Regions from separate parts of the Mus musculus genome. Here regions 1, 2, 3, 4, 6 and 7 are each linked to region 5. Evidence: chromatin loops called from intact Hi-C (ENCODE). Cell type or tissue: heart. All regions are shown on one strand.

Region 1 (4,000 bases), 130 kb after region 5:
GGACACAAGTGCTCTGAGACCTTTGATCAAGGTAAGGCTGGTTGGGGGCAGTTAAGAGAGCACTTTGCCAACAATGAAAACTTCAATTCACTCACTGTGCAACAAATATTCATTGAATTCCTGGTAAGTCCAGGCAGGATTGAAGGCTTTGTGGATATAGCAATCAACTTGGAGGGGGGAAGATGGTCTCGGGCAGGAAGCAGCTGACAGCAGGTGCTTCCTCTGACGCTGAGAGCTAGTAAGTGACTTCCTAGGCTATGACCCCTTTCCAGTATTTGTGGGAAGGAGAAGATATTTCAATAAAATGATAGCAGACAGACCGGAGATTCTAGACACTTTTTAAACACATTCTTAGTACATTTGGATTCCTTGCTAGTTCAAGTGATGCTTTTTAAATGCTTGTTGCCCTGAAGTTTGTGAGTCTATGCAAAGGCATTTAGTGGCAGAGCCTTAAAAGCTGGAGACCTTTCTAATGCGGTTCCTAATGCTGCAAGCCTTTAAATATAGTTCCTTGGGTTATGGTGACCCTGCAACCATAAGATTATGTTGTTGCTACTTTATAACTTTGCTACAGTTACGAATTATAATGTAAATATATGATATTCAATGGTCCTAGTTGACCCCTGAGAAACAGATTGAAAAAACTTGCTGAAGATTGTGGAAAGTATCAACTGGCTACTTTGTTGTTGTTTTACAATGCTTTGTTTAGTCATTTTGTGAATAGGCATACATTTTCACCGGACTAAAACTCACACTGTATTTACTTAATCATCTGTCTGTACTCTGCTCTAGGAGCCTCTGCCAACCCCCAAACCTCAGCGTTTCATACCGAAATGGATGTAGAGAGGAGAGATGGAGAGAGGAGGAGACTTTCCCTGGTTTAGCTTGAACTGTAAAGGACCGTTGTCTGTGGTTCAGGGGTGTTGGAGCAGAGGGGGCAGAGGGAAGGAGCAATATAGACAGCTTTGCTTTTAGGACTCTATACAAGCTTTTGATCTTCACATAAAGTGAATTTCTCTCTGGGTGATTGAAAGCCAGTTCTAGAACCCAGTTAGGCTTAAGGACTCCATCTCTTATATTCGCAGCGATGTAGATTTTTTTTTTCAGGCTGACACTGAACTCTGTACATCTCCTAAAAATGTCTATTTCAGTCATTCACATTTCTGAATGGGGAGAGTCAGAGGCTAGGGAGCCAGTAAAGTGCCTGTCATGCAAGCCATGAGGACCTGAGTTCAGAGCCTCAGGACCTCGTAGACACTGAATGGCATATTTGTTTTCCTGGACCTGGGGGGGGGGGGAGCGGGAGCGGGAGAACCCACAGGCAAATCCCTGGAGACCATTGGCCATCCAGGCTGGCAATCTGATGAGGTCAGTGAACAAGCCCATCTCACAAGAAATGGAAGCAGTCACCTGATGCTGATCTCTGGCTTCCACGTGCCCATGCATCCGTGTGTGCACGCACCACCAAGCACACGTGCACACGCTTACATGAAAAAGTTCATGCATCACACATACAGAAATACATACAACATACTATATACAACACACACATATACACACACATAGAGTGAGTGAGAGAGAAAGAGAGAGAGGGAGAGAAAGGTGACCTCAGAAAAGCATTGCTTTCACTGCGAGAAAATTGCAAATGTCATTTTTGAATGAACCCTTGGCAAAGTGAAGTGCTCACGGAGTAGAGAAAGCCCTATCTGACTTTGAGTCGTCATTTTAACCTGGAGATTGTAATATTTGATACCAGATGTGCAAATGTTTCACACTTTCTGCAATTGGTGGTAAGGTTGTGAAACTGTAAGCCCGCCTGAGCAGAAGAGGCAAAGGGCAGAGTAGGAGAGTTTCAGGAGGTAAAGTCAGAAGCCGACGGGACTGCGGGTTGACTTTGACTGAAGGCAGCAGGATTGCTCAAGAGCAGAATCCGACAAACACCAAGAGAAAAAGGAAACGTTTCAGCAGAGTCAGCCACCCCCAGCATCTTTCTTCAAAACCCAACAAAGAAATCCCCTCTGCTGGGTGAGTTATTTCCTCTTTCTGCCCTCCAAGTACAGTGGGAAAATAAGCCCTCAGGCTGAAATAGTGAAGTTAGGAAAGAGTTGAGTAAGAAGACAGTAACGAACTAGACAAAGGAGCCTCCAGTCGTATGTCACCCACCTACCTTGGCTTTAGTAAGGTGCATTCCCTCCTCCAGATGTCATGTGACTGTTTCCCTAGGCTGTCCTGGTCCCTTGTTTACAACCGTCTTCTCTACCTGCCCTTTTTAGTGCCCCCTACAGGACTAGAAAGAAACAGCACTTTGCCTTTATCCTCATTTGCTGTAGTGTGGTTTGCGTGTTTGTTTGTTTCTTTGGAAAGATTCTCTTCAAAGCCCAAATTTGAACCCACATCTTTTGCTTCAAGAAGTATTTCTTAGCTCCTCAATTTAGGACTCCCTCCACCCCTTAGTCTAATTAATTAGTTCTTTGTTACATCGGTCATAGTGGCTCGTGTTATTTATACTTCTGTCTTCTTTACTGAACTAAAATCTCTTGAGGACTTGCCAGGAAGAAGTTTACATTCCCTATATCATTACTCTTTTGTTTCTTTAAATGGAGGCTATAAGATGCCAATGGTTGTTGATCTGAAAGGTAAACTGTTCAATAATTTTAATAGGGTTTAACAAGATCTTAGACAAAACTATCCTAATAAAATGAATTAATTTTATTTTGATTTGCTTTTTTTTCCTCTCTCTCTTTTTGCATTGTGGTGAAAGCAAAAAGAGATTCCTTCTTTTCAGATTTCTTGTTTTTAACCATTGGCCCTCGTGCCAAGGCTAGCCATTCCTGCGCCATCCTCGGGACCCACAAAGTAAAAAAAGAGAACTCACTTCCTTTGGCTTCACACCCACCCCGCCCCAATCCTGGGAAAGCCATTGTATTGTTTTCTTGCAGAACTGTTTGCTTTCAAAAGCGAAAAAGGAACTGAGGCTGCTATCTCGGAGTTCTTTACATCGAGGAAGTCACATGGGTGCATGGCTGAACAATGTTTGCTGGGGGGTTGTTGAAGATGTAAATTCTTTGCCCCTCGGAAGAGTCCTCTGTGATCCGAACAGTCTTGAAGGAACCTCGCCCGACCTTGCGGCTTTTCATCTTCAACCTCTCTCGTGCATAGTTTAAGACCCTAAGCCACATTGGCTACTGCTTCTTTTTTTAGAGACTCTCAGCAACCAGTGACTTTGATCTGCATCACACTTGAGACGATTTTCTGAAAGGTCAAAGGCGACTAGACTACCCCTTTGTCACTGTCTCTGAAGCACTCTTATCACCTTAGTGACTCCCCAGAGCCTCTCGCCTTTGACCTTGTTCTTTAGCGCTTTTTTCCTTGGGGGAGGGGAGAGTGAATTCGTTAATCCCAGGCAGGCTGGAGCTTTCTCTGTCCTTGTATTTGAAATTTAAGGCAGCTCTCCCAAGCCAGCGGCGAGTTGGGCTTAGCTTTGTTTTTGTTTTGCTTTGCTTCCTTGGCTAATTGTTTGGTAGAGATGGGTCCCGGAGCAGCTTGGTGGCTTGCAAGTTCCGCGAGAGAGTGGAATCCCAGCTTTCCAGCTCTTCTCTAGCTAGGGTCCACGTGGTCTGACACAGAAAAATAAAAATAAAATATTCAGGCTTCATAAGTACTTGAAGATTGATTGTAGGTGGAAGTGCTCACTCAGACCTTGAAAGTCGACCCGCTGCAGTTAATCGCTGGCACCATCTCATTTCCCCTTACCCCCCAACCCACCCCCTTATCCGCTTTCAGTTCCTCTTTTCCCAGCAGGTGTCCGCTTGGCGGACACTTGCTTCCCCTTGTCTCTGGCTGAGGAAAAGTGGTGGGAACTGAGGTCTGAGCATGTCTGCAGTGAGGTTTGCACACTGTTGGACCTTCTTGGGAGTGTTGCTTCACGTACTGTCTCTTGGCAATTGATTGAGGTTGCTTTTAACACTTTCATTCCTCTGTCTGTGTGTCTGTCTGTCTG
Region 2 (4,000 bases), 240 kb after region 5:
TTCTGAGCTATATTTTAAGGGAAGGAAATTCTAAGGGCATAATGTTAGTGAAGACTTTGTAGTTCCTGCTTTTTGTTATATATATTTTAATTCTTACTTTTGTTCTTTGTTTTGATTCAGGGTGTTGCTGTGTAGCTCTTGTTACTATGATCTCAAGAGATCCACTTTCCTCTGTCTCCTGAGTGCTGGGGTTAAGGGGGTGCCCCATCATGCCTGGCTTTAATTTTTCATTTTTAAGCCATATTAAATAAGATGTGATACAAATGAATTTGCAAATTTTCAGTAATGGAATTTCACATTACCATATTGCCCGTATTGGTATTTTGGTCCTCGTAGGATATGGGGCTGATCTCTTAAAATGAAGATTTTTTTTTTTCTGAATGAAATACAATCAAGGTTGAAGAGAATGCAAGGCACTTTCTCCATTGCTAGAATCAATGTCAACCTGACATAGGGGTCTTGTTTCCATGGCAACACATCAAGGCATTAACCGTTTGTTGCAGAGCTGACATGAAGACGAGAATTTCCATCTGGGTTTATTTGCTCTGTTACTCCTGTGCTTAGATCCTTCACTTTCTTTGACCTTCAATCTTCTCACAAATTAAAAGTAACCAGTTATTATTCCGCGTCCAGTGGAACTTCTTGTAATCTGGCAAAAGCGGTCAAATCTTGAATGAGCTCTGAGCTTCCCAGAAGAAGCTTCTCAATGGCTTCAAGTGTCTTTCCTTTGTTGCATGTTGTGATTCTCCTTACTCTGACCCCAGTGTTGGTGGCTAGACAGAAAAAAAGAAAGAAAGAAAAAAAGAATATTCTCTCCTCCCTCCAGTCTTTGCACCTGTTGTTTACATAAAAAGGAGGTGGGGGGAGAGGGTATATCCGGAGGCACAAGCAAGGCAGAAGAGTGATGGTGGCCCGGTTATGATGATTGTCTTGGGACAGCTTTGAAATTGAGCCAAATTCCCCAAGTCTCTTAACACCCATAGAGTCCAGTACGTTCAGTCCATTGTTTTTCTTTTTTTCCCCTTCCTTCCTTCCTTCCTTCCTTCCTTCCTTCCTTCCTTCCTTCCTTCCTTCCTTCCTTCCTCCCTCCCTCCCTCCCTCCCTCCCTCCCTTCTTTCCTTTCTTTCTTTCTTTCTTTCTTTCTTTCTTTCTTTCTTTCTTTCTTTCTTTCTTTTTAGAAATACTGTGCTTTAATGCTTTAGAAAGAAAAATCACATCTAGTGTAAAACAAAAGAATCTTTGGATTGGCTTACCTTTAAAATGATATGATAATTATGAGTAATATTTAGCAGGCTAATACATGCCAGGAACTGCTGTAACTGCTATTCTGTCCACTCATAGACTACAATGTTTACAACTCTTCCTTAGTTGAGATACAGGACATAAAATACATTTTTCCCAGAGCTTCAAGACAATGACCTGGCAGAGACCACTTTCACCTCCACGTAGCACGTGATCAGACTTGGGTAATTGGCCTCTCTCCAGTCTCCCAAAGTCTAGGTTTTCTGATACAATGCTTCAACCTTTCTGAGTCACGGATTTCTTATTTACTGGAATTGACAGCGTCACTCAGATCCAAGCCAAAACACTTGCCAAACAGCTTTTTGTTTGTTTATACTTCTATGTGTGCGTGTGGATACAGGTTAGGGAAAGTTGAAGTGGTTTTTGGATAGAGATTTTTCACTCTCATTAGTCATAATCATGGTGTGTGTGTGTGTGTGTGTGTGTGTGTGTGTGTCGCAGGACCAACCTTAAAGATGACTTATATAATGTTCATCTCCACAGTTGTTAAATTTAAATCATAAGAGAGAGATATATCTATGTATATCTTACATTATCAAAGGCCGGTAATATAACGCTCTTGTTAGTTCCACTCTACTGTAGTATGCATGATAAGGAATATTAGAACTGACTCTTGGGTTGAGTTTGGTTCAATACCAAAATTATGCTATTTTTTTTCCAGTTTGGAGTTCACTGTAAAGTTTCTGTGCATACTCACTTTTTGATAGGTTATATCCTGGTAGATGTAATTCCATGAACTGATTTGCTACAAATTATCCCACAGTAGAATCAAATCTCTATAAAAGAAAGTATTTTACCAGCACATTCATAATATGTTATTAAAGTTAAATAATAATAGTCCTCACAGTCACAATGCCATCAACGGCTACTAAACCTCCACTTAACACAGTGGCGAACTTAATGACTGCCATATTTCACAGTTCAGACACGATGGGAGTTCGAGTCCATCCTGGAACCAGTCTCCTGGACTGCAAAGACATACATGTTCTTAATAAAAATATTCAGAGAATCTTTAAATGTTTTAAGGGCCAGTAACAATTTAACATTCCTATTAAGATTTACATTACTAAATTCTCCGACGCTAGCAGGCAAATGCTGAACGATTGATAGTGTTTCTCTGCCCCCTAGTGGACTGGCTGCAGAATTGAACTGGCCAGCACACCATTCTTCAGGCGCAGTTGCCGGTGTGCTCTGAGGTCTAGATTCTGAGATCTGTATCTGATTTGACTCCCAAAGGGTAGTGGTGGAGGCAGATTAAGGTCAAGCCTCTAGTTGAGTGGTTCTCAGCCTTCCTAACGCTACGACCCTTTCGTACAGTTCCTCATGTTGTGGTGAAGCCCAACCATAAAATTTTCAGTGCTACTTTGTAACTGCAATTTGCTACTCTTATAAATGGTAATGTAAAATATCTGTGTTTTCCAATGGTCTTGGGCAACTCCTGTGGAATGGTCATTCAACCCCCAAAGGGTTTGCAGCCGATAGGTTGAGAATCAACCGTCTAGCGCAAAGGAATACGAACATGGTGTATTGTTTCTGCTTGGGTTTCAAAACTTCAGGGGAGTCATGGCAATTGTGGAAATGGTTTTCACATCTGAGCTAGCGGCATTTTCACTATGTTGTGACAGAAGGGTTTCTCATCAGGTTTTTATTAACTTCTGGGGCTGATAATGGGCAACTTTGTAGGATGCTTAAGAGCATCCCTGGCTTTCTCTCTGATAGATGCACCCCCAGCTATGATAAGAAACATCTCTGGTGTTAACTTTGCAGGGAACCTTTCCCCTGCATGAGAATCCTCTTGTTCTTCACGGCTCCTATTCATCTGCAAATGATGTGATAAAAACATTTTACCAGATATTTTACCACAGCTGGGAGACCTTATATTATTTAATGTAGTCTGTACAAAAGTCCTCAGGGGTAAAGTACATCCTAGACTATCATTTATCCCCATCCTCAGCTGAGGTCTTTTCCTTTCAAATGACTCCAGCTTGTGTCAAGTTGACATAAAGCCAGCCAGTACAGGGGACAGTGGGGAGAGAGGCAAGGCTCCAGTGAGGCTGTTCAGCTCTTATGAAGCCTTCAGAAAGATGTCAGCTTTTTCTGTGAGTGAGAAGAAATTCCACCGGAAAGAGAGGTGCTGTGATCTCATTTAATCTGTCAAGGAAGTATGGCAATCTTTTCCTCTGTCTTAGGAAACAGTGGGTCAGAATGGCTAGGGCAATAAGTTCTGGCTGTAAGACTGACTTAGTTTGAAACGCTATCTCTAGGATTTCCCTTCCAGTGTACAGGGTGACAAATGATTTGACTTAGCAGAGCCTCTGTTTTCTCATCTGAAGAAAAAAAAATGTAGCAAAATCCCTGCTAACTGAGTCTAAGTGTCACGAGACAGGTGATGCCCCCATTAGTTCATTACCAGTTAGAAGAACAAAACTCGACCTGGCTGGTGAGCCGCGGTTCTTGGCTCTGCTACGCTTTTGCAAAGCAGAGAATGATTGCCCCATCAGTGAATGCAAGTGCCCTGTGTTTGGAAGTACCGTTAATACCTGCCTGGAGACTTGATAATGTGTCCTGCTTTCACTTTCATTGTTTAGGGTGTGAGAAGCAATTATTTTGCATAGTTCTCAGTCATTAAACGAGGCACAACTTTATCTATTCATTTCTTACGATCTCAGAAAGCATTTGATTGCTGCTTTATGAGGAA
Region 3 (4,000 bases), 140 kb before region 5:
TGCTCACTTAGCACCAGCCGTGTCTGTAGCTCCCCAGCCCGGTAGAGAGCACTTGAGCATGAGCACCACACCACCTGCATGCGTGGCGCTGGCAATGCTCGGTCTGGTGTCGAGCCCCGAGGCCTTCACTCCCGACACTGACTACTATAGACTCACGTCATCAGCACAAAATCTATACATTGTTGCATTACAATTTTATGATAATGAAATTTCTTTTTAATTTTTAATAATGTGTGCATCTCACTTTTCTTCTCTACAGACAGGAGGCAAAGGTAGGATTGGTTGGTAGAAATGAATCAGTCACTACGTAGGTTCTAATTCCTTTGATAGAAAGACATCAGTTGGCTGATGCTTTGGGTAAGGACTGGTTGTTTTTCTTCCTGCCTGCCTGCCTCCTTTTCTTATCATGCCCATATGTTCTGTGATGGTAATCTGTTTTTTGTCTCCAAACAAGAAAAGTACTATTAAACTTTATTGGAGTTCCTTTATTGCTTTGACTTCCGATGTTCCTAATCTTTTACCCCCCTGTTTTCTTCTTAATGACCAGTGTGACTGCATTGCGCAAGTTCATTGATTGAGCTGCTCTACCGACTAGGTTGGGACCTGTTACCACGAAGGGCTGGGCTTGTTGTTATCGTGATTATTTGTGGCTGCGGAAACACTTCAATGTGTTACTTATGACTCCCGTTTTCTAAAAACAAATGGGGGGAGGGAATCTTGGTTATAGAGAGCTTGCTTTCAACTCGTGATGATAGCACTGAAAACTTGGTATGATAATTAACACCATCAGAAGTCAAGACCTGCTAGTGTTAGAAGATAGAGCCATGAGGAGAGACCTCCTGGAGAAGAAAGGTAATAGGCAGCTAGTCGCCATACATGCTGGTGTTTACAATACTGGAGGAAAAGAAGACGCCATGCTGGTGAGCAGGAGGCCTGGCTTTTGGGTGGGGGGGGGCAGTGTCAGAGATGTGTCTAAGTACAGGACAGTCAGGCAGAAAGCTCAGTCTGAAAAGGACTTGGCCTTGCTAGGAGAGCAGAGAAAGTCGTAGAGAAGCATTGAACAAGAGAGGCCGTCTTTGAGCAGGAGTTTTTTCAGGGGAGGGTGAACGTGAATATATAGAAACACTGCCTCAGTAAACAGACTCTGGGCAGCTAGGTCTGCTGAGCCCAGTGGGGTTGCAAAGAGGTATTTTAGACCTATAATCAAAATTCGCTTAAGAGTAGTGACCCGGGGCTGGCTGCTCTACCAAAGGACCCAGGTTCAATTCCCAGCACCCACATAATACATTACAATTGTCTGTCATGTAACTCCTGTCCCAGGGGATCCAATTTCCTCACACTTGCAGGCAAAACACTAGTGTACAGAAAATAAAAATAAAAAAATCAAGGAAGAAAGAGAGTCACGCCCTGGAGCTGAGGACAAAGCTTAGTGTGAATAGGCCCCGGCTTCACTCTAGCTGATTATAATAGTGGATTCTCGGGTTATTTTCAATAGTTTTGACAAATACTGAATTATTATCTCTATATATGAGGGGAAATCGAAAGTTCCACCGTCCTAAAAAATGGTAGAACGTCAGGAAAAGCAGTGGCCTCGTCCCACAGCTCTGTGTGTGGAGGGCTTCTGCATCTTTTAGACTTAACATTGGTTCTTCGCTATATGTGGCATGTGTGTCCTTGGACAGGCTGGATTTTGTTCAGTGTCTGTCTTGTTTGAAAACTGAGAGTACAGTTTGGAGCGCCGAAAGGATTGAGCCTCGCTAGCACACCAAAGGCGGCCATGGAAGCCAGCAGAGTACCTGCAGAATCATTGAGAGGATAAAATCAGCAAATATGGAGAAAGCGTGGAGCAAGCTCCACATGTTGCTTTGTCAGCAGAGCTACCCCGAGAAACAAACCTCTGCCAGGAACCCCCAGACCTCTAGCCATCACCAGGAATTTAAGACTGGAAAAACAAACAACCCTCTGAGGCATGTATTTATTTGTGTCCTATTTTCATAATAACTTTAATGAGAAATTTTATGTAATATAAAATTGACTCATTTGACGTGTGTACTTCACTGGTACTTATTACACAAAGTTGTGCTTACTATGACTAATTTTTTAAATGTGCATACAGTGTCTTGAGAGGCCAGAAGAGGGCGCTGGATCCCCAGGGACAGGACTAAAGGTGGTTGTGAACCACCATGTGGTTGCTAGGAATTGAACTCTAGCAGCCAGTGAGTGCTCTTAACTGCTGAGCCATCTCTTGAGCCCCTAAAGAACATTTTGTCACTCCCAAAGGACTTTGAAAACAGCGTTCCACCCCACCCCACCCCCAGCTGCATTCCCAGTGTCTCCTTATTGTTCTTTGTACTCAGCCCCTGGGTTTAGTACATTACCATATTTTCTCATTTTGATTTTTTTTTTATAGAAATAGTATTGGCTAATATTTAGCCTTTGGTGTCTAGTTCAGTGCTTAGAATGTTCAACTGGGTTGTAAAACTCATTATAATGTTTCCCATTTTTTGTGAACAAATAATCCTAGTGCAGATTTGCTGTTTTGTGTTTCTTCCGTGTCATGGATTCTTCCTAACTTCTTGAACATCATGATCACCGCCGCCCTGAACATTTTCACACAGCTTGCGTGGATAAGTGTTCACTCTCTTGGGTTTAGATCGACAACTGGGTTTGCTAAGTCATATAGTGATTTCATATTTAATGTCTCCTGGCATCTACATTTGTCGCTCACCAGCAGTGTGAGGGCTCCCCGTTCTCAGCATCCCGCTGACACGTGTTACCCTGCGTTGTTCTTTTCTGCCATCTTAGTGCAGGTGAAGTCAATGTCCTTGCAGTTTGGATTTGCTATTGCTGATAATGTTCAAGATATGCTTGTGAGATTATTGGCCATTTGTGTATCATTAGCTGTTTAATTACATTATGTATCTGTAATCCTTAAATTGCAAATCTTTGTGTCGTTGTACAAGGCCCTTATCAAGTATTTGATTCAAAAATAGTTTCTTCCATTTGTTTTCGCTATCTTGGTGGTATCATTTTTATTATACAAATTATTACATCCAATTTATTTTTTACCTTGTCATCTTGATCTTGATGTTATGCATAAGTACATTTTGTATAGTTCAGGAATATCTCACCCAGGCCACATGTATCCTGGACAGCAGTGAATACAATTGTCATGTTGTGTCAACAGGTGGGACAGTCCCAGGTCCAGATCAGGAAAATCCTGATTCTTTCTAAACGTTTTATAGTCTTAGCTCTTCTCTTTAAGTCTCTGACCTTTTTTAGTTTTTTGGGGTTTTTTTTTTTAATATTTATTTATTTCATGTATATGGGTATACACTGTAGCTGTACAAATAGTTGTGAGTCTTCGTCTGGCTGTTGGGAATTGAATTTAGGACCTCTGCTCACTCTGGTCAACCCCTCTCGCTCTGGTAGACCCCGCTCTCTCCAGTAGACCCCACTCACTCAGTCCCTGTTCACTCTGGCCCAAAGATTTATTTATTATTATAAATAAGTGCACTGTAGCTGTCTTCAGACACACCAAAATAGGGTGTCAGATCTTATTACAGGTGGTTGTGAGCTACCATGTGGTTGCTGGGATTTGAACTCGAGACCTTCAGAAGAGCAGTCAAGTGCTCTTACCTGCCGAGCCATCTCACCAGCCCTCTGACCTTTTTTGAATTAATATTGTATATGACATGAAGTCAGAGCACAAGTTTATTCTCACAAGTGTATCTAGTTTCCCCCACATCTTTTGTTGAAACAATTTATATTTGTAAATTTTTCTCTACCTTGCTAGCTTTGTTTCTTTATTATAATTTATGTACTCTGTTATATAAAGAAGATAAAATGATTCATAAAAAGATAAATCTGGAACTGTTAGATATATATTTATATATGCATATGTGTATATATACTGTTTAAGTTTGGAAACTTTGTTTCTGTCTTTTCCATGACATTAAAGATGACGGATTCCACCTATCGAGCTGTGCCAGGCAAGGGT
Region 4 (4,000 bases), 130 kb before region 5:
ATCTCATATAAAGAAAACCTTAGGGTGCTGGCCTAAGGCCAGCCATTGAATAACTCCTGAGGAACTGGCCTGAGAATGCTAATGCCTTGATTATAACTAAAGGCTTGGCAAGCACAGGAAGTGGAGGAGGGAACTGGAATGTGAATCAAGTGAGTGTCATTAAGAAAAAGATTTGCCTGCACCTCTTCTTCCCAGCCCTTTGGCTATTTGCAAAACAAATAGTATTTCCTCCAATTTTTTTTTCTCTCTCTATAAAGATAAGCCAGCCGGGATCCTTACCTCACATTTCTTTGCTGGGTGGGAGGAATTTCACACATGCAAGGGAACTGGAAGATAACCATCTGTCTCTAGAAGTCTCTTAACTACCAAAAGGATAAGGTCATCAGAGTACTTGGTGATTTGAGTCAAATTAATCATAATTAGCCCATGAGCAAATTTAATAATAAAACAGAAACTAGATGTTGTTCTGAAGTGATGGCATACCAGCACCACGTGGTATATATATATATATATATATATATATATATATATATATATATATATATATATATATTGTTCCCAAACGGCTTATGCTTTGGTAGCGGGCACGGGTTTTAGATTTCACACAGCAGAGGGTTGAACATTGAACTCTAGGAACATAGTGTGATTGCCTGGCTGTCTCCAGCTATGACTCAACCAGGTAACAATGGCAGCCGGCAGCCTGGGCTTGCTAGGAAAATAGGTCAATAGTTTGTCATGAAGCAGAGGTCACAGTAGGGACAGAGAGGGATAGTGTGCGTGCACGTATTATAAGGGAGGATGGTTTGTGTTTTCCTTGGAGTCAAATGTCAAACATGTTCCTGTTAGAAACAGACATCGTCGCCTGTGTGGTAGCCCAGCACTCAAAAGGCAGGAGCAGCCAGATCTCTGATTTAGAGGCTAGCCAGAGCTGCATAGTAAGCTCTGTTTCCAAAAGCAACTCCCAACTTGAAACTTTTTACAAATGAAAGTGCATTCCAGAACGAGGCAATAAAAGAAATGATCACTGAGAAAGTAAGTTTCAAAAACAAGAGTACGTGAATAAAAATCATGAATAGAATATATATATATATATGTATAATATATATAATTCATACCAAAACTAAGACTGCCAATATCTTTAGAAAGTAGAGTTCAGTTGATATTTGTGATATGAAACTATGCAAAGCTGTTTCTGTGTAAGCTGATTTGGCTTTTTATCAAAGGAGATAAAGATTGGCTACTTTTGTGTTCGGGACCACCGATATAAAGTTAGTTAATATTCTATGCACCATGGATTCTCGGCGTGAGTAGTCAAGTGGTTTTGTTTCTTCCTTTAATGTTTAACAATACAAGAAATGTGAGAAAGGAAACTTAAGTTGTAGTAAATCGAAGTATTTTCAATCAAATTAGACGGGACCAAGTACCTCTCTAAAATTTTAGAGTAGCCATACCTGAGGAAGAGGGCCTAAGAAGAGCAGAGTAACTAACTTTTTGAAAATGAGATTAGTCATTGATCAGAAGAGAAAGCACTTGTTTCACTTCCCGAAATATTTGAAATGTGGTGGCCTTAGAGACCGGCCATGACAGTTATCACTGAAGATTTCCAAGTGGGTGGTGACAAATTGAACTGTAAAATGTTAGTGTTTTAGTCCTGGCTAAAATGTATGCTTTTCATCTACTCTTAGGGGAGGCAGAAGATGCGTGAGCCAGGCTGCCATTGCACTGCCACCCCCACCCCCCACCCCCACCCCCCACCTCTTGGAACTCAGACCCCTGCGCTTGCTAGGCGAGCCTTCTACCGCTGAGCTAACGCACTAGCCCTCTTTAACCCCGGGTCTCATCCTGTATTGTCACACTTAATCCTGCAGACTTCAGGCTTGCGATAAAAAAGGAGAACAGAGGCCAGAAACCTCGGCCAGCACACCCGCTCTCCAGTTCTTCGTCCGGTTGTATCTGAGCTGCCACGAAAAAAGATTAATCCGGAACAGGAGCTGAGGAAAGGGAGGGGAAGAGAGGAAGAGAAGGAGGCAGGCGGATTGGGTGGGGGGAGACCTCCCCCTCTGTCTCTTTACTTCAAACCAAACCCGTCTACTGCTTTTAAAACTATTTCGAAAAATAATTTCGTGTCCACAAAGTAGTACCTGTTAAAAGTTTTGAAATTAAAAAATACTGAGGGGGGGAGGAGGAGGCGGGAAGGCGTGTTTTCTGATGAGACGCTCTTCCGCCTTATTCTGTTTGCCCAGGATCCTCCGGCTGGGGAGACAGGAGAAGGGGAGAGCTCCCTGGGCGAGGCGTGTTTCTCCGGCTGGATGTTGGATTTCAGGGAGCAGTCCAAGGTTGGGACGAAGGACTTTTTTTGCTGAGATGGCTTCAGGATACTTTTGCCTGAATTAGTTCTAATGAAACACTATCCTACCTCAGGTTGTTTCCTCTCCTTAATCCCTGGAGGAAATCCCTTTGCTTTTCAGAGATAAAAAGTTAGTAGAACAAAGAGACAGTCAGGGAAGCGGCTGGGCCTTCGCTATAGAATTTCACTGAAGCCTGTCCAAGCCCCGGGATAGAGCCGGAGGGCTGTACTGTTTATTCCTACACCTGGATTGAATATCAAGGTCTTTGAGATGAATCATTTAGAAACTTGGTGTTGCGAGCGGGGGTGGGGGTGGGAGGGTGGGGGGATGTGTTTCTTCGGGACTCTCTAATAATGTCTGTGTCAAAGGCAGAAATCACACAGAGAGTTCAAAGTTATTAAACCCCCCTCGATTCACCACTTTCATTGAGCAAGAGGAGGGAGTCTTGGTTTTTGCCGTGAGGAGGGGAGATAGATGGGGAACCAGAGTGTCAGCCTCCCCGGGTGGCTTCCTTGGGTGGCTTCCTCGCACTGCAGCACCAGCCGGAGACTGTCACCAGTTTCGTTTTCACCTTTAAACCGTGATTAAGGCAAAAGGCGCGGGATTTGATGTGGCTCCAGACGTGAACAGAAAAAAAAAAAAAATACATTTAAAAGGAGCAGGACGGCCTGACTCTTGTTTCTAAGTGACAGCTACTTTTCAGAGAGCACATCAAAGCCCAGCTTAACCACAGAGGGTCTTGTGGACCCAGCAAGGGAAGTAATGGCACTGACAATGTTTAAAAAATAAAACACAAAAAACTAGAAATGGATCTGGAGAGATGGCTCAGAGGTTAAGAGCACTGACTACTCTTCCAGGGGTCCTGAGTTCAAGTCCCAGCAACCACAAGGTGGCTGTAACGGGATCCGATACCCTCTTCTGGTGCATCTGAGGACAGGGACAGTGTTCTTCACATATATAAAAGAAATAAAGCTTAAAAGAGAAGATGCTGGAAATGTGAACCCCTGCACTGTATTGACCTTTAACAGAAGCATCGGGCACCGAGAAGCAACCCTCTTTTTTTTTTTTTTTTTAAAGATTTGTTTATGTATGTGAGTACTCTGTTGCTGTCTTCAGACACACACTAGAAGAGGGGATCAGATTCCATTGCAGATGGTTGTGAGCCACCATGTGGGTGCTGGGAATTGAACTCAGGACCTCTGGAAGAGCAGTCAGTGCTCTTAACCACTGAGCCATCTCTCCAGCCCCCCAAGAAGCAACCCTCTTAACCCCCCTTCCCTGCACCCCTCCCCATTCCTCTTCCCTACATCCCTCCCCATTCCTCTTTCCTACATCCCTCCCCATTCCTCTTCCCTACATCCCTTCCCATTCCTCTTCCCTGCATCCCTTCCCATTCCTCTTCCCTACATCCCTCCCCATTCCTCTTCCCTACATCCCTTCCCACTCCTCTTCCCTACAACCCTTCCCATTCCTCTTCCCTACATCCCTCCCCATTCCTCTTCCCTACAACCCTTCCCATTCCTCTTCCCTGCATCCCTTCCCATTCCTCTTCCCTACATCCCTCCCCATTCCTCTTCCCTACAACCCTTCCCATTCCTCTTCCCTACATCCCTTCCCATTCCTCTTCCCTACACCCCTTCCCATTCCTCTTC
Region 5 (4,000 bases):
CCTGGAACTCACTCTGTAGACCAGGCTGGCCTTGAACTCAGAAATCTGCCTGCTTCTGCCTCCCAAGTGCTGGGATTAAAGGCATACACGACCACTGCCTGGCTAAAATAAATTTTTAGAAAAGAAATTAAATAATCACATCAATTAAGAAACACGCCAATAATGTTGTTAGTGTTATGCTGTGAATGCCCAGTCATCGGCTAGCACGTGTTGGTTTAGAATACTAGCTGCTCCTGCTTAAGGAATGAAGTATTTGTTTCTCGCCAAGTCTTGATGAATTACTGAAAACTCTTGTTATTCTTCTTGGCTGTTGCAAAAAAAAGTAATCGGAAAAATCATTTGAGTTCGTCGGCCAAGCCCTGGTGCTGAGAGTTAATTTTGGCTCATTGTGTTCAACATGTTTAAAACTGTCGACAGTTTTTGTCCTCTCTAATGCTTAATACGGTCAGAAGTTTAAAGGCAGAGAGACTTTTCTTGGTAGAGTGTTTGCTTCTTTCCCGTTGGGAAGCATCACCGTGCATGACGGCTTTAATGCTGGAGTTGGCAGGGTGCTGTGGTCGGGAGCAAGCAATGAGAAGTCTCTCTGGCTCAGCCATATGCGACCAGTCCTGCTGCCCCCTCCGCCCCAAGACCCCCCCCCCCCCCCAGGAGCAGAATACCCACCTTCCACTCTTAAAGGCTAAATGGCTCTGGGCAAATCCTGGGAGGATAGGCAGTCTGGGGAATAGCAACAGGGAGCTGAGGTTCTAGGAAATTCCCTCTCTGAAACCTGTCCAGGCTCCCGGCACAGAACTAAGGTGGTTAGAATTGTGGTCAACATGGTGGACTTTGGTTGCGTCTATACAAACTGATGCATCAGATTTTCTGAAGAGCCGAACCTCAAGCCCGCGCGGATCCGTTGGATCAGAATAAGAGAAATGTAGTGTTTGGAATTCTTCTCACGAGCTTCGCTGCAGCCCTTAGATTTCCAATAAAGGACTTTTCCAACAAGTTTACTCCATTAGGGAATTATCACAATACAGAACTCCACATGACAACACATGCAGAAGAACTTCTGCTTGTTTTAAGAGGAAGGATCAGGCTTATGAGAACTTAGCCCAAACTTCTGCTTCCTGACAATTGAAGTCGATGGTTATGGAATAGAGAATGCAGTAGGCTCACACGTGGTAAGTTACAGAACAATGTATCTACTGAAAGAATTTATGGCATCTCAGCCTTCTCTTTTTCCCCTCCTTCCCCTCCTCCTCCTCTTCCTCCTCCTCCTCCTTCTCTCCTCTTCCTTCTCTTCTCCCTCCTCTTTCCTCCATCTTCTGTGGTTCAAGACATTATATTAGGGTTACTTACATCAGCCTTGGTTGTAGACCATGCTGATCTTGAATTCACTAAGACCCTCCTGCCTCTGCCTCCAGAATGGGGGATTAAAGGTGTGCATTCCCACCCCCAGTTATGCTCCATGTTTTAAAGATGGTGAACTAAAAGCTATCCAACCTCATTTTGCTAATTGAGTGTATGCTTAATTGAAAAAAAATATTAAAAACTAGGTGGCCCGTCCACATTTTGGCCAAAGGACAATCCGAAGAACCACAAAGGGGTCAGAAGTAAGTATTTATAGGTGATTTTAACAACTAAACACCTCAAAGGCAAGGGGAACCTTGTTGTGTGATTAAAACAGAACAAACACAGTCGCCTCCAGGTTGCAAGCTGGGGACCACAGGACATGAGGAACAAGCAAAATGATTAGGAGTTCAAAGTCCCCCCCCCACACACACAGCTTCCCTATGCCCTAAGAAAGACAAGAATACACATCCTTGAGTTTCTATCGTCCATTCAGAAACATTAAGAATTGGCTCCCGAAACCCTTTACAAAGACCTTAGCTTTAATAGGTTACAGGCAATAGCAACTACCTTGCTACTAAATTATATAACTAGATGTTTTGGGTTGAAACCAGAAATTTAAATAACAGGTAATGGTTTTCCTGGTAGAATATTGAGAGACATTGGTTCTGCTAGAGAGGGGCAGGCATTGGGGCTATTCAGGGTGGTAAAACCCCAGGACAGAGAATGTCCATGAATAAGGAATCCAAGGGCTGACATTTAATGTTCAAAAAGTATTTCAGAGTGACTGGTCACCTGTGGCCTGGATTATTCAACACATAATAGAACCGAGGGCAGAGATGGCTTTTGTCTCAGGAGTAATTCAAGAAACAGCTGTTCTCTTTGTTTTTTGAAGAATGGGTTCCAAGACGGGAGCACGTGCAACCAAAGGATGGTTACAGACAATCAACTGGGATCCGGAGAGAAAACATTGCAACTATGATTTATTTTTGCTCAGTAATGACAGAAGGAAGTGAAGTTTATTGGATGTGTAGGATAATCAGCACCCTGCCTTGACCTGTTTTCTGTCCTGAAGAGTGTGGAAGATTTCCAGAAATGGGGAGTGGAGTCCCACAAGATAGAAGGGAGCAGGAACCGGGCCACTGTTCCCACCCTTTTGTTTGCTTTCAGATTTCTGCAATGAGACACAGAGCCCAAGCAGGAAATTTACAGCGTATACTTGTTTAGATTGAATGAATGCCTACTGAATAGATACATACCTTGAGGAAAGACCCAAACAGAAGAACAATAAGAAGCAAGGGTGGCTATTTGCCTGCTTAGCTTTATGACAGAATCAGGCAGTGATTGAGTCAACTCTTTTACCAGCTAAGTAATAAAAAAATATTGTTTAAAATACAGACTTAAGTTCATCATTGATAAGTGGTGTCTGTGCCTGCTAGTGTGACACAAACTACTAGAGTCATTGGAGAGTCGGGAACCTCAATGGGGAAAAATTACCTCCAAATGGCTGGAGGCAAGTCAGTAGGACATTTTTCTTCGTTTGTGACTGATGGGGGAGGACCCAGACCATTGTGGATGGGGCCATGCCTGGGTTGGCCATTCTGAATTCTTTAAGAAGGCGGGCTGAGCAAGCTATGGTGAGCAAGCCAGTAATCAGCGCCCCTTTATGGTTTCTGAATTAGCCCCTACCTCCAAGTCTCAGCCTTGTTTCAGTTTCTGGTCCCCACGTCCTTCAATACTGAACAGTGATGTGGAAGTATAAGCCAACAAATGAACAAACAAAAACTCTTTTCCTCCCTACGTTGGTATGATGTTTTGACATAGCAATAATAACCCCAAGAAAGACAGTGCCCAAGTTTAAATGGTGTACTGTCCTTTTGCTACATACCCTTTTCAGGTATTATAGATATTTCATTTTCTAGCTAGAGCAAGTAAGCCACACTGGAGGAAACCAAAGCCATTTATTCTCCCATAGCTCTGAGGCTGAAAGCCCGAGATCAAGATATCAGCACTCCTGCTTGCTCCTTTCAAAGAGTCTTCCTGGCTTATAGATCGCCACCTTCACTGTCTTACCCCCAATAATTACACTCGGAGTTGCTGAGAACTTCAACATGAATAGAGGGTAGGAACTGTATTAATCAGGGTTCTCTGGAGTCACAGAACTTACAGCGTGTCTCTATATATTAAGGGAATTTATTGGAATGACTTACACTCTGCAGTCTAACTAATCCAACAATGGGCAGCTGTGAATGGGAAGTTCAAGAATCTAGTAGTTTCTCAATCCTACGAGGCTGGGTATTTCAGCTAGCCTTCTGCATAAGCCGGAATCCTGTAGAAGTAGGTTCCAACAGATGTGCTGGCAAGTAAGTGCAAGCAGATGAAGAAGCAAGCCTTCCTTCTGTCATTGTCTTTTTTTTTTTAATATTTTTTATTAGGTATTTTCCTCATTTACATTTCCAATGCTTTCCCAAAAGTCCCCCATACCCTCCCCCCCACTCCCCTACCCACCCACTCCCACTTCTTGGCCCTGGCGTTCCCCTGTACTGGGGCATATAAAGTTTGCATGACCAATGGGCCTCTCTTTCCAGTGATGGCCCTGTCACTGTCTTTATGTAGAAGATATGGCCCAGATTAAACGCATGGGATTAAGTGCATGTGCTGTCTT
Region 6 (4,000 bases), 59 kb after region 5:
ATGGTTAGAAGTAGTAAAAAAGAAATGGGCTTGATGTGGGTTTAAAAGCAGAGCTTTAGTCACAGATGTATTTAATTTGGCAAGTCCCCTCTTCATGTCTGTTCAAGCTCGGGCAGGTGTCTCCTTTTTTTCATGTGTTATAGAAAGCTTAAGGCTGTCTGCCTTGTGCCAAGGGGGGTGGGGGAAGCAATTAAATATTTTAATATTTCCTGCCTATAAAGTGTTCCCTGTTTTATTACTTCAAATGCATTGGATTTAAAAGAAGGTGTGAAAGACTCCTGAGCCATTAATAAAGGGCTGCAGCTGCCGAGGAGAGATGCTGCAGGGGGTGTTCAAAGGGATGTTTGGGGTCTGAGTACCTCATCCGCAGACTGTTGATTGATGGCGCAGGAGCATGAGGTAGACATTTGCAGTACTTTCGGGATGGGAAACGGACAGCAATTCCTTTTCTCCTTGAGGACGATTTAAGGATATAAAGGGAAACACAAAAACAGTAGTTCAGAGATTGTGGTGCTTGTTCACACACACAGACACACACACTCACACACATACATCACACACGCAGGCACATTTACACACACATGGGCATACTTGCACACACACAGACACAATCCCACACACATCACACAAACATGGGCACACTTGCGCACATATGACACACAGGCACATTCACAGACAGAGACACAATCCCACACACATCACACATGGGCACACTTGGACACATGTGACACACAGGCACATTTACACACTCGCACACACACACAGGGACACTTGCACACAGGTGTGCACATCACACATACACACAGAAAATCTCTCCCTAGAGTAAGCCTGAGAGATCTGTGGCCTGTGACATGTTTGTAAGAATTCCTTTTTGAACAGACAGAGCATACAGCGGGATTATGGATCCATTTGAGTCTCTGAGAGCTCTAAGTAGACTAGACAGGCACCGAGGTTAAAATATAAATCCAAGACATGGTTCTACAGTTTCCTCTCTTCTTCTCATCAGCTGAAAAACATCTATACAAATACGTGATTTCTCATGGATTGTAAACACTACTTTCGAAGTCGTTCATTTTTTCTCTGCAGCAATGGGTATGGCCGACGTAAAGGTGGAAGCTGTCAGTGATTCATTTCATCCCAGAGAAATCTTCTTGAGGGCAACATTCAAAAGTTAGGCTGGGTGCTGGGCAGACCCAAAGGAAGGCACAGCCATCATACCCTGTCTTCTGCGGCCGGTGGGCTTTCTGCCTGGGCATGCAGACATCCTTTATAATATGTGGAAGAGGTTTCGTAAGTTTTAGTCTTTCTTGTGCTGTGAGTCACCAAAAAAAAAAAAAAAAAAGTTTTAACTCACAGTTTACTTAAATTTACCCTCATCTTAAGCAACAACGTCAGTGAAACCACAAGTTTATTGTACCAGTGACCCCTTTTAATGCATCTTCAAAGAAATAAAATTTAATGATATCTTTACCCAAAACTTATTATAAGCACTACATGTCTTTTGATATTTAGACTGTACTTGGCTTTTACAAGGGTTAACAAAGCACACGTATATTTGTATATTGGGTTGTACCTTAAGATAGTCCACGTACCATATATTTGGTGGCATCGTTATGAGGTATAACAACCTTCTGTAGCCAAAAGGTTAGCGGCCAGACATCTGATACTTTCACGTGGTAGAATGTTGGAGGAAGTAATTAAAATATTGCCATGCCAGGTGGGTAGCTTTTGATTTTGCCTTTCAGAGCTGTTTGGATTTTATAACAAATAAGGAACTATTTTAGGCTTTTAGGTTTTAGGTTCCACTTTTAAAAGTACCTTAGAGGCAGATGGAGTCAATCTTAGCACTGTAGAGACAGGCAGGCAGGTCTCTATGACTTTGAGGCCAGCCTGGTCTACACAATAAATTTCAGGACAGCCAGTGCTACATACTATAAGACATTGTCTAGAGAAAACAAAACAAGGGCTAGAGATGTGGCTCAGTGTTTAAAGCATGTACTGCTCTCTTCCAGAGGACCCAAGTTCAATTCCCAGCACCCACATCAGGCTCCTCACAAACACCTGTAACACCAGCGCCGGGGAATCTGACACTCCCTGCTGGGCTTTGTAGGAACCTGCACACAAACACAGCACATACACATAAATAATAAAACAGAAAAATAAGTATTAAAGAAAACCAAAACAAAATATAACAAGTTCTGTAGGAAACGGAGTTGTTACTAACAGTCTGAATCATTTCAAAAATCAAAACATGGCTTTAGTGAAGCATAAAGACATTGAATAAGCTGTTAAAGAGCATTATCTTAAATACCAATCACTGGACATGTGTATGTGCATGTGTGAGTGTGTGCAAGCATGTTGTGCTTAAGTCATGTTGTGCATAAGCTTCCCTTGGGCCCTTCCAGTCACTGACTCATCTAGCACTCATATGAAGATCAGCTTTGAGTGTGACGAGGGAACTCACCTTTTTTTTTTTTTAGCGCAACATCAGACAAGGTTCTCCAATGTTATGACGGTATGCCACAAGTCTGTTCTTTGTTAGTGTTGTGTACTATTTCCCTGTTAATTATTGCCACATGTAAATATTTAGGTTAACACCTCCCAGGGTAGAAGGATCCTCTTTCTCTTCAAAGGACAGACCATCCCTTGAAAAATCCCCTCTCATCAGGAAGTGTGCGAGCAGAAGACAGTGCTTGCTGGAGACTACAGCCTTTTCTGTCATCGTAGAAAACACAGAGCTCCCTTTGGGGTGCTAAATATAAGTAGTGGTTAGATTAATTTCCCTTCTTGGTTTTGCCACATTGGTGAATGGATGCAAGATGCTAGCCTCATGAGAGAGAGAGAGAGAGAGAGAGAGAGAGAGAGAGAGAGAGAGAGAGAGAGAGAGAGTCCTAAAGCAACATAAAAACATTTTGATTTAATTTTTGGATGGTGTAAAATTTTAGAACAGGAAATTAAAAGCCCACATAGCTACCCAACAAGATGGTGATAAGACATGAAAGAGTCTTTCAAATGAATCTGAGGCTAAATTTAGGAGAGTGCTTTCTGTTCAGGCCAGCTGTGTGCGGAATGGAGCGAGCCGAGCAGAGCTGGGGACGAGCAATCACGGGCAGTTCTCCATTTCCCCTTGACTTCCTTCGCAGCCAGGCTTCATTTAAAACATGTGAGTTCGTGAGAATTACTGTAACAGGAGCTGCTCCCACTCTCCAGATACAAAAGTCCATGCCAGAGGCAGACAGGAACACTGGGCGCCTTGCTGCTTACATCTGAAAATGAAAATTGAGAGCTCAGTGACTCAAGACTAGTTGGATTTTTGTTTTTGTTTTTAAGGTGTGTTCTGTGATCTTCAGTAAAACACTAAGCTTTGGCTGTAGAAATTCTCTTCTGAAAAAGAACCACAGGTTCCACAAATGATCAGGAAGGGCCTGGGGCTGGGGCTGAAGCCGGACACCTGCAATCCCAGCATTCAGTAGGTGATAGGAACATAATGCAAGTTCCAGGCTAGCCTGGGCTATGCAGCAAGTCTGTGGCCAGCCTGGGCTATGTAGTAAGACTTTGTATCAAAAGGGAGAGGGGAGAGGGGGGAGATGGGGAGAGAGGGGGAGAGGGGAGAGGACGAGAGAGGAGGAGGAGGAAGGGGAGAGGGGAGAGAGGAGGAGAGAGGGAGGAGGAGGAGGGAGAGGGAGGAGGAGGAAGAGGGGGAAGGGGAGAGGGGAGAAGGGAGAGGGGAAAGAGAGGGAGAGGGAGAGGAGAGAAGGGAGAGGGGAGAGGGGAGAAGGGAGAAGGGAAAGAGAGGAGAGAGGGGGAGGGGGAGAGGGGAGAAGGGAGAGGGGAGAGGGGAGAGGGAGAGTTCTTATTTACCTTATTACCAGGAATAATTCTGTTCCCCTTTCAACCTTTTGGGCTTTTTTTCTCTGTGAATTTTCCTGAGCCTTAGTTGGAAGTGTGTCACCAGGTATCACATTTGAGCCCTCCATGGTCATTTACACCCTGCATTGTG
Region 7 (4,000 bases), 160 kb before region 5:
TCATGTAGTCATGGTTTTAGAATGTTTATCGCCTCAAAATCTTTATTTTGGTTATAATCAAGTCACATATATAGGGTTGGGTTTTTTGTTTTTTGTTTACTTGGTTGGTTTTTTTGTTTGTTTGTTTGTTTTTTGGCTTTTTAAAGACTCTTTTCTTTAGGATTCTGGTTTGACTCTTAATATTTTCATAGAAATAGACCATGGTTCTGCCATCAGACTTTGAATCAGAGATGGCTAGAATATAGCTCAGCAGTTGAGGTTTGGCTAGCATGCTTGAAAGAAACCCTGAGTTCCATTGCTAACATGCACATTTATACATAGGCTTTTAGCATTTGCCACCTATGATGTGGCTACACAGGGTGGGGTATTTCAGATTCTCTTTGCCACTCTCCTCAAATAGGAATATAATTGAAGGAGTTTGTTGCGACTAAAGAGATGACACTGTAGATAAAGTGTACCGTGTGAACAGGAGGATCTTAATTCCCAAAAACTGTATATAAAGCTGGGTTTGGTGGGGAGAGCCAGTAATCCAAGCTGAGGAGAGCCCAGATATGAGGGTTCACTGACCAGACGATCTTGCCGGCTTAGCAAGTTCCAGGCTAGTCAGAGACCTAATCTCAAAAAACAAAGTGGATGGCTTCCCAGAATGACACCTGAATTCAACCTCTGGTTTCTACATTTACCTACATACTGCCAACTACAGGCATATACACCCCACCCCCACCACACCACACCACACCCACACACACACACAAAGAAACCTGTTACCTTCAGGTAAATTGTAGTCTTAAAGTTTTTTGACGGTTTGGGGTTTTTGTTATTGTTGTTGTTTGGGGGGTTTTGGTTTTGTTTTGTCTTTTGAGACAGGGCTTTTCTGTATAGCCCTGGCTGCCCTGGAACTCTCTCTGTAGTCCAGGCTGGCCTATAGCTCAGAAATCCCTCTGCCTCTGCCTCATAAGTGCTGGGATTAAAGGTGTGCGCCACCACCCACAACTTAGCCTACTGTATTCATTTTATTATTTGTCCTAAAAGTAGATGAAGAAACTGAAGTCAGAACTCTCACCGTCGTTCTGTGGATTGCTAAAACACTGGATTCCTTATCTCAATCCTGAGCACAATGCATAGTGCAAATATAACTATGCCTTTCTTTAGAGTTAGAGACAGCATTCAGGTCAAATTAGTTATTTATAATAAACTGAGACTTTCAAGTTACATTATAGGGGGAAAAAAATCCCAGAATGTGCAGTTCTTTAAACCATTAGCCAAAATAAAGACAGGCCGCCCAGAGAAGCACAGCAAGTTGCTCCCGTGAGAAGGCCCAACAGCGCCCACCCTGGGCAGGGGAAGGAAGACAGCAGTGGACGGAACACATGTCAGCTGGAGAGTTCCCCTCATGTCCTGTATGGGGAATTGTCACGGAAATGTTGGTGGGGGCAGTGTTCCCAAAGAGATGATCAGTCACCTAGAGAAGGCAATAGAAGACTTTTCCCAGAGAAATCAGCCGTTAGCCTGAGCAGAGATGGGTAGGATTTGTTATTGTAGTTTGTTTGTGTGTTTTCAAACTGGAATATTTCAGGTAAGAATGCAAGTATGTTCCTTTAAAATTTTTTGAAAATGTGCACCATGATAATAAAATGCACAGTAATCTACTTCTGATCCCTCCTCCTTGCATCCTGTCTCCCCACCCCCACCCGCATACGGTCTCTCCTTGTTCCTCCCTCCCTGAGCTGGCTTGGAGATTGTCTTGCCTTAGCCTTTTTCCTTCACAGGTGGCACATTGGGGCCTTTACATTGCCTTACCAACAGGTGGCAGATATGGCCGAATCCTGCCAGGCTTCGCTCTCATATGCGTCCATGTCCCTCCCGCAATAAGTATTTCTTGAGGAACTGCTCCGTGGTCATTCCCCATTCTCAGCTTTAAAGAAATGAAAAGGAAGCAATAAATTAAAACCTGTCCAGAAAAGTTCAATTCTACATCCCACTCAGAGAAACAGGGAAGTCTCAGTTAAAAACAGAGTCTTTTTAGGATAGTGGATCAAAAACGCTGCAAAAGTGCAGAAAAGCACTCTGGGCAATAGCGAGAGGCTGCAGGAGTGTGGTCAAGACACCTGTCACATGGCAGGTGCCGCCTGAGTAAGTGCCGCAGTGGCACTGGGGGCAAGGACCTAGAAAACTAAGGAACTAATGGACTTCAGGCAGTAGTGGCTTGACACAGGCAGGAGCAAGGGAGGGTCAGAGATGGCAGGCTTCTGAAGATATTTTGAAGGCAGAGCCAAGAGGATTTCCTGACAGATTGGATGTCAGCTGTGGGATTCCCTATCTCCTCTCCCAGGGGACAGTAAGGTGTAGCCTTGCATAATCTCAGGGCAGCTGGGAATATCTTCTGCCTCAACCTCATTTTGACAAAGAGCCAAGGACAGAAAAATAATCATAGTTTTCTTGTCTTAGGTTCTGGAACCAGGGGAAGGAAATTCTCTGCCTTTTCTGTGACTTTGGGGAGTGCCCTGCTAAATGTCATTTAGAGTCACATTTCTCAGCAGAGCACGCTTGGTTTCTCTTTTGCAAAAGATTTTTTACATCAGCCTGTTTGAGGGAAGAGAGCCGTTGCCCACTTTCATGGACCATATGGTACATACTACCTATAAAGCAATGTTGTGTTGACACATCTGCGGACACAGGGAGAGTAGACTTGCAGACAGAATATTTCCACGGGTGTTGTGGCAACAGTACATCCTGGTTACTAGACAACATTGTGTAACTAGTTCAGAGTTATTTCAGTTCCTAACTGCTTATGTAAGCAAAGATTTGGAAGGACTTATTTGAAAGAACACAGTGTCTGCAAATTCAAATGTCCCTCAGCCAAAATGTACAACTTTGACAGCTTTAGATGCACGTGCAGGCTGGAGAGTATGTTAAGAGCACTGGTTTCTCTTCCAAAGTACCCGAGTTCAATTCCCAGCACCCACATTGACCACTAACAACTATCTGTAACTCCCGTTCCAGGGCACCCATCTTCTTCTGCATGCAGCGTAAACGTCCACACAGATAATATAAATAAATAGTTTTAAGAATAATGCAGGAGCGCCCGTAAGTCACGGGGCGCTGGCACCCAGCCTTCCTTCCCTCTCCCTGTACTACGTCCCCAGGCTTACTCACGGCGTCATTTGGAGAAGGTCAGGTTCTCTTTAAGGTTTTTAAACTTTGCTACAGCGAATAAGGCTGCATTTGATTTGTAAGTTTAGCACATATGATTTCTAAAAACCAAATATGTTGTTGGCTTACAGTAAACGGGCAGGTTGGTGTGTTTTCAAGCACTGTTTAGGTGGCTCTGCAGTGTCTGTCTGGGTGGCTCTGCAGTGTCTGTCTGGGTGCTCTGAGGTGTCTGTCTGGGTGGCTCTGAGGTGTCTGTCTGGGTGCTCTGCAGTATCTGTCTGGGTACTCTGCAGTATCTGTCTGGGTACTCTGCAGTATCTGTCTGGGTACTCTGCAGTATCTGTCTGGGTACTCTGCAGTATCTGTCTGGGTACTCTGCAGTATCTGTCTGGGTACTCTGCAGTATCTGTCTGGGTGCTCTGCAGTATCTGTCTGGGTGCTCTGCAGTATCTGTCTGGGTACTCTGCAGTATCTGTCTGGGTACTCTGCAGTATCTGTCTGGGTACTCTGCAGTATCTGTCTGGGTACTCTGCAGTATCTGTCTGGGTACTCTGCAGTATCTGTCTGGGTGTTCTGCAGTATCTGTCTGGGTGCTCTGCAGTATCTGTCTGGGTGTTCTGCAGTATCTGTCTGGGTGTTCTGCAGTATCTGTCTGGGTGCTCTGCAGTATCTGTCTGGGTGCTCTGCAGTATCTGTCTGGGTACTCTGCAGTATCTGTCTGGGTGTTCTGCAGTATCTGTCTGGGTGCTCTGCAGTATCTGTCTGGGTGCTCTGCAGTATCTGTCTGGGTACTCTGCAGTATCTGTCTGGGTGCTCTGCAGTGTCTGTCTGGGTGCTTTTCGGTGTC

What was found. Hi-C counts contacts between places; a loop is a spot of excess contacts. Peaks named below come from ENCODE experiments on the same cell type or tissue, not always from the same donor. Only the 100,000 strongest peaks of a DNase experiment are listed, where the experiment ranks them.
Region 1: it touches region 5 in a loop (2.6-fold over the local background); 8 of 42 quality-filtered maps call a loop at or near these places.
Region 2: a loop joins it to region 5, with 2.1 times the contacts of the local background. A loop is called at or near these places in 4 of 42 quality-filtered maps.
Region 3: it touches region 5 in a loop (1.9-fold over the local background); 2 of 42 quality-filtered maps call a loop at or near these places.
Region 4: a loop joins it to region 5, with 2.3 times the contacts of the local background. A loop is called at or near these places in 2 of 42 quality-filtered maps.
Region 6: a loop joins it to region 5, with 2.1 times the contacts of the local background. A loop is called at or near these places in 5 of 42 quality-filtered maps.
Region 7: a loop joins it to region 5, with 3 times the contacts of the local background. A loop is called at or near these places in 6 of 42 quality-filtered maps.

What each region holds. Positions count from the first base shown.
Region 1 is chr10:99,458,018-99,462,017 of GRCm38, forward strand. Gm35035 (a long non-coding RNA gene) reads right to left here and starts at 2,657. Exons shown (of 3, transcript XR_872000.2): 1 at 2,168-2,657. It overlaps Gm34983 (a long non-coding RNA gene), which reads left to right and starts at 1,738. Exons shown (of 3, transcript XR_380739.3): 1 at 1,738-2,025. In heart, a CTCF peak has its summit at 2,282 (motif pointing left); DNase peaks (open chromatin) are centred at 204, 1,934, 2,944, 3,804 and 1 weaker place; H3K4me3 peaks cover 1,255 bases; H3K27ac peaks cover 2,618 bases.
Region 2 is chr10:99,575,024-99,579,023 of GRCm38, forward strand. No RefSeq gene overlaps it. Among named protein-coding and RNA genes, the nearest start is that of Gm20110, 32 kb to the right of the region's middle. In heart, a CTCF peak has its summit at 2,432 (motif pointing left); no DNase peak of the experiment used is centred here.
Region 3 is chr10:99,188,821-99,192,820 of GRCm38, forward strand. It overlaps Poc1b (POC1 centriolar protein B), which reads left to right. Exons shown (of 12, transcript NM_027740.7): 11 at 3,962-4,000. Among named protein-coding and RNA genes, the nearest start is that of Gm34574, 41 kb to the right of the region's middle. In heart, a CTCF peak has its summit at 2,135 (motif pointing right); no DNase peak of the experiment used is centred here.
Region 4 is chr10:99,201,846-99,205,845 of GRCm38, forward strand. No RefSeq gene overlaps it. Among named protein-coding and RNA genes, the nearest start is that of Gm34574, 28 kb to the right of the region's middle. In heart, no CTCF peak of the experiment used is centred here; DNase peaks (open chromatin) are centred at 1,936, 2,276 and 2,876; H3K4me3 peaks cover 1,847 bases; H3K27ac peaks cover 2,247 bases.
Region 5 is chr10:99,331,723-99,335,722 of GRCm38, forward strand. No RefSeq gene overlaps it. Among named protein-coding and RNA genes, the nearest start is that of Gm34921, 63 kb to the left of the region's middle. In heart, no CTCF peak of the experiment used is centred here; a DNase peak (open chromatin) is centred at 2,309.
Region 6 is chr10:99,390,628-99,394,627 of GRCm38, forward strand. No RefSeq gene overlaps it. Among named protein-coding and RNA genes, the nearest start is that of Gm34983, 67 kb to the right of the region's middle. In heart, no CTCF peak of the experiment used is centred here; no DNase peak of the experiment used is centred here; H3K27ac peaks cover 987 bases.
Region 7 is chr10:99,167,228-99,171,227 of GRCm38, forward strand. All of the region lies in intron 10 of Poc1b (POC1 centriolar protein B), which reads left to right. Among named protein-coding and RNA genes, the nearest start is that of Galnt4, 61 kb to the left of the region's middle. In heart, CTCF peaks have their summits at 1,307 and 1,828; DNase peaks (open chromatin) are centred at 1,424, 2,274 and 2,704; H3K27ac peaks cover 378 bases.